2 separate regions of the Homo sapiens genome follow, and region 1 is linked to region 2. Evidence: chromatin loops called from intact Hi-C (ENCODE). Cell type or tissue: GM12878. All regions are shown on one strand. Links, peaks and the distances in the headings refer to the core of each region. The heading gives the core; the rest is flanking DNA. Region 1 has its middle 130 kb from the start of MAGI3. Region 2 holds the start of LOC643441 (a long non-coding RNA gene).

Evidence for each region. Peaks named below come from ENCODE experiments on the same cell type or tissue, not always from the same donor. Only the 100,000 strongest peaks of a DNase experiment are listed, where the experiment ranks them.
Region 1: it touches region 2 in a loop (3.0-fold over the local background); 2 of 110 quality-filtered maps call a loop at or near these places.

Annotation. Positions count from the first base shown.
Region 1 is chr1:113,256,099-113,259,017 of GRCh38, forward strand. No RefSeq gene overlaps it. Among named protein-coding and RNA genes, the nearest start is that of MAGI3, 130 kb to the right of the region's middle. In GM12878, for the core only: no CTCF peak of the experiment used is centred there; no DNase peak of the experiment used is centred there.
Region 2 is chr1:113,205,755-113,208,673 of GRCh38, forward strand. LOC643441 (a long non-coding RNA gene) reads right to left here and starts at 499. Exons shown (of 3, transcript NR_038846.1): 1 at 308-499. In GM12878, for the core only: no CTCF peak of the experiment used is centred there; no DNase peak of the experiment used is centred there.

The DNA of each region.
Region 1 (2,919 bases), core at 169-2,668, 50 kb after region 2:
TCGTAGAAACAGCCAATTAACTGGTAAATCCCTGTGGTCTGCAAGCTGAACCAGGAACGAGTGCGGGAGGAGGAAAAGCAGCTGCAGCCCAATTAAACTCAGTAGCTCAGATACCTCCGGAGGATTCTTACTTGTGGTTTACCTAAACAGACCTGCTTTCTCAGAGATCTTAGGAGACCGCTATACAGAAGCACAGACTCTGATGATTTCCTTCTTTATTATTGTGGGCAACTGAGCTAAAATATGCATATAAGCAAATTAAGAAGATGGGAGGGTCACCAGCCTCAGAAAACATACTTTTCTTGGCCTCTGGGTAGAAGACAGAGGGAGACTGCTGGATCCTGCAATAAACCAGACTAAAGCAACCGTATACACGCACAGTCCAACAGCTGGAGGAAATAATTTCAGAACTGGCATCCACTTAGCAAGTCTTTGAGAATCCAACTGATCCTTCAATTAATGAGTTCAGAGAATCCAGAATACCCTGTTTTGAAATGGGCTGTCACAGAAAGATGATGTTATGCAACCCTAGGGGTTGGGCATCCTGGTCAGGCCCATGAAATATTCTCTTTGCCTGTTTTTTCATGTTTCCTTTTTCCCATATTTCTTCCATATGGACAGAATTTTCCAACTTCAATTCCTGACCAAAATACAGACTTCATCTTCATTCAATAAATCCCTATGAAGAGCTTGACTCATCCCTAGAGCACTGCTCAACTAGGGAAGATTCTCTCAGTCTGGTCCTGGACTATCTGAGTCCAGGGCTGAATTAAGCCACCTGGGCTGCTTGCTTAAAAGACCCGCAACCTAGAATTAAAATCTCCTTGGTACCCAAAACACTTGTGCTAATCTTTTTTTTTTTTTTTTTTTTTTGAGATAGAGTCTCACTCTGTCACCCAAGCTGGCGGGTAGTGATGTGATCACAACTCACTGCATCCTCGACCTCCCCGGGCTCAGGTGATTCTCCCACCTCAGCCGCCTGAGTAGCTGGGACTACAGGTGCACACCAGCACGCCCAACTAATTTTCTGTATTTTATGTAGAGATGGGGTTTCACTATGTTGCCAAGGCTGGTCTCGAACTCCTGGGCTCAAGCGATCTGCCTGCCTTGGCCTCCCAAAGTGCTGGGATTACAGGCATGAGCCACTGTGCCTGGAATTGTACCAATTTTTTAAAATGTTAAAAAAAAGTTTTTTACTATTTATCATGAACATGTTTAAACATTAGAGAGAATAGTATATTATCTATTAGAGAGAATAGTATAAAGAATCTCATGCACCCATCATTCAGCTTCCATAACTATCAACATCCCGTTATTCTTGTTTCAATTCTACCCAGCTGTACCACTTTTTTGGAGGCGAAAGTACTGGAGTACTTTAAAATGAATTCCAGACTCTTATCCTCTTATCCTTTCATCCATTAGTTCTTCAGTGCATTTCTGTAGCAGATAAAGACTTTTTTTTTAACATAATCACAATGCCAGCATCATACCCAACATTAACTATAATTTCTTAATATTAATTATCAAATTCTCAGTCTGTTATCAGTTTTCCACAGTAGCCTCAAGATGTCTTTTTGCATTTGGTTTATTCACATCAGGATTCAAAATGATCCATACATTGTGTTTGGTCGGGATGCCTCTTTTAATTTATAATAGCTACCTCCATTATTTTAGTGTCATTTATTTGTTGAGGAAACTGTATCATTCCTCCTGCAGAATTTCCCACTTTCTGGATTTGACTGATTATATCTTCGCAGTGCTGTTTTTAACATGTTTCCATATCTCTCTCATTTCCTGTAAGCTGGTGGTTAGAAGTTTGATTAGATTCAATTTTTTTTTTTTTGCAAGAATATTCCACAGGTGGGGGAACATTATGCCTGGCTGTTTCACTTTTAGTTAAGGTTGATCAGTGGGTTCAAGTGTGGTCAGCCTGATCCATCCACTATAAAGTTCTCCATTAACATTTTATTTAATGGCTCCGGCAGGCAATTTGATCACCGCCTGGTTCTATTTCAGTGATTTTCTAGTTCTGTCTTTCCTCCTGCATTTATTAGCTATGATTCTTCTAGAGAGAAGACATTTTCTTTATAAAATATTTGGTTACCAAGAAATTCAGTCTGTACAGGAAAGACAAGATAAAAGCTTTATTCTTTCCTTTTATTTATCATTTTCATATTTATCCGAATGATTGATGCCCTAGTATTTCCCAAAGATGACTGATGAAGTTTTCTTTCTTATAGAGGAGGGACGTTATGAGCTCATAGATTTTAACATACTTGATGTGTTTCAATCTATTGCAGTCATTACTTTTTTTCATGTTCAAACTGTCCCTCCTTGGCCAATGGGGACCACTTCAAGTTGGCTTCTCTGTTTGTCTTCTTGACATGAACTCGTAATCTCCATGATTTTCTCGCTTTCAGTTATGGCAAGATGTTCCAGGCTCATCTATTGCAGATCCGTAAGTAGCCATTTCTCCAAGGAACCCTGATTCTGTTTAGTGGGTAATGGTCCTTAGAGATTATAATCTGGGCTCTAGGGGTGCCCATTGCTCATCAATCTTGGCCATTTTCTTTGGCTAGAGCTAGGAAATATGCACTATTTTAAAAGAGAAAAAGTAAATTATGAATTTATACTTATATTTCCAATTCAAATAAAGATTATATTTTTATATACTTCGGTTTTATATTTTTATTCCTTTTCTCTTATGCTGAAAAGCTTGGCTCCTAATGATATTAACATAGTTATGTATTTTCTCTCTTTCTCTTTCTCCAAATTGGTACAAAATACCAATATTGCAACTAGCATAATAATACTGAAGGCAATAAAAATTTCTTTGTGTGTATATTTGTCCTCAAAATATATGTGTGTATATTTGTTTCAAAATCACTTAAAATAATTCTCTTTATGTTTATAGAATCA
Region 2 (2,919 bases), core at 294-2,793:
TAATAAAGCATCTTTTAATTAAGGTATGCTCATTTTTTTCTAGACATAATGCTGTTGCACACATAGTAAACTACAGCATAGTATAAACATAACCTTTATATGCACTGCAAAACCAAAAAAAAAATGTGTGTGACTGGCTTTATTGTGATATTTGTTTTATTTCAGTGGCTGAAACTCAACCAACAATATTCCCAAGGTATGCCTGTTCAGTCACATTCTGAGGTACTGGGGTTTAGGACTTCAATATATGAATTTGGAGACACAATTCAGCCATAACAACACAATATAAATATTTTTCTGGACTTACCTGGGACTTCCCATGATGGGCATTTAGCACACAGTAGGAAATAGCTTTGTTGACCATTTTTCCACTACATCATCATGGCGAGAGGCAGCAGGAGAGACCTGACAGCACTCTGAGCTTGCTCTCTGCTGCTGTGGGGCCAGGATCTTCTGCGGCTATGGGCCTCCAGTCCCACTCAGCAAATAAATGAGCCATATTCCCTTTGGGTTTGAAATGCTTTTTTGTAGGAAAGGAATAATCAAATACTTAACAGCTACTAACTGTTAAGTATTAACAGGGAGAAACAGGTGTGCATGGGCTGTGGGCATTTGTCTCTGTTTACATTTGTAAGTGTCTTCTGGAACAGCCCATCCAGGCCCTTTAAGGAGCTTTCACCAGCTAAAGGAAAAACTACCAACAGGGAGGCCAGGTCACTTTTCTTCCAAATTCTTCCCAAAGTATTTACTTTCATCTGCTGGGAAAAGACCTCAACAAACATTTATCAAGGACCTCTTTTGTGCCTGAGGCTGTGCTGGGTCTGGAAGGAATGTACTGCTTCACTGGGCCTGTTTAGTAAATACAGACATTGCTCAACCAACAAGGAGGAGAGAGAGTCCGTGGGTTCAGGAGCTGGGAATTCACTTGTGCCAGCAGAATGTAGGAGGGCCCTGGTCAGGAAGATAGGTTATTTGGTGCTGCTATGTTATTTTTTATTTTGCCTCTTTACGGATGTAAGGAAGAGACATGCCCACGTTACCTGCGAGCCATCTCTCAGTGGCACAGAATCCCATCCTCTCAACATTGCTGCGTCCCAGTGCTTCCAAGGTGGTGGGGGTGAGGAGAGGGTTCAGTGCTTTTCATGGAATCTGGATTTCAACTTAAGGCCAATAGATTTACCCTCTTTCTGAATGTCTAGAATTTATCCTAGCAGAGGATCTAGCTGTGTCAATTTACCCTTCTCCAAAACGGAGCTCTGCTATCTGCCAGAAGCAAAGGACATTTGTCGTTTTTGCCTGCCCAGCTTACCTCCCACTTCTCTTGGAAATAAAACCACACTTTCCTTCCTGGAACCCATTCTATGTGGTTCAGGTGGGGCTGACCTCACCTCCCCCAATGCAGGGAAGGTGCCCTGTCCTTAGTCTAGCCAATAGGAGTAGCTCTCTAGCCCTTGTCACAGTGATTGGCACAGAGCTGGGCATATGACTCAAGCACAGCCAAACAGAGTCTGCTTCAGGCATTGATGTGGCAGCCACAGGAGAGCAGTTCCGCCCTCCTCTTGGATAACATGCTCTAAGGATGGCTTGGAACTGCTTGCAGCCATCTTCTCCAGTGGTACAGGGGCACAGAGGACACTTTCATCATCTGGAGAAAATGAAGCCAATGTACAAAGAGAAATCGCAGAGAGATGGAAAGCTAAAGGCAACCTTAAAGACAATCTTTGAGCCTCTGGATCCATCTCTTCTCAGGAGCTAATACATTTCCTATGTTGCTTATACTCCTTTGAGCTGGGTTTCTGTCACTGGGATTGGAAAACTGACTGTTGCAGCAACAGGGTTTTGTACTGAGCCTCCTCAGAGACAGTCAGCATTTCTCATGCTTGGCCCATGGTGTTTACCCTTGGCTGGAGCCCTGATTCTCATTAAACTAATTACGGGCAGAGTATGAGGACTACATTCACTCAGAGATCAGGGCACAAAGCATTGCAATTTTATGCAGAGATTACTGCTGAGGACCACTCCCCTTGGAAGTAAGCTGTGGACTAGAGAGTCATTTCACACTTAAACCCTTCCCTCTATGTCTTTGGCCTTTAAACTCTGGTTTCTATTCTTTACTTTCTGAGTGTGTATTTTCAAATCACCCCTTGGGGAGGGGTCTCAGGAACATCCCAGGCTCCATATCAAATGCAGGAAGGTATTTACCATGCATGACAGGTTTCCTATAGTTCTTTGGACTGCAGAGGAGTACTGCGCTGCACGCATGAGCATGGGTGGTGGGGTCAGATGGAATGAAGATCTTTGGCTTTGAGGCAGTGTAACCTGTCTGCCTTCCTCTGTCATTGTGAGTTCCTCAATTCACGTTACTGTCAACCTCTCCCCATGTCTCCAAATTACCCTGTGGCCCACTGGCCATTTTATATGCACGTCATTCTAGCCTCAGAACATGCCATTTCCCTTCCGCTAATGTCTTATTGCCTGTATGAATCTAAACTTGAGGGAGTCTACTGGATTATCTTGCCCACGACCATAGCAGTTTTGTTTGTTTGTTTGTTTGTTTTGAGACAGAGTCTCACACTGTTGCCTGGGCTGGTGTGCAATGACACAATCTCGGCTCACTACAACCTCTGCCTCCCGGGTTCAAGCGATTCTTCTGCCTCAGCCTCCGTAGCTGGGATTACAGGTGCCTGCCACCACGCCTGGCTAATTTTTTGCATTTTTAGTAGAGATGGGGTTTCACTATATTGGCCAGGCTGGTCTCAAACTCCTGAACTTGTGATCTGCCTGCCTCAGCCTACCAAAGTGCTGGGATTACACGCGTGAGCCACCACGCCCGGCCAACCATAGCAGTTTACATGTGGGTTTGGTTTGGGACTGAGAGTCAAGATCCACTGAGGGGCGTGGCCTCTCTTCCAGTATTTA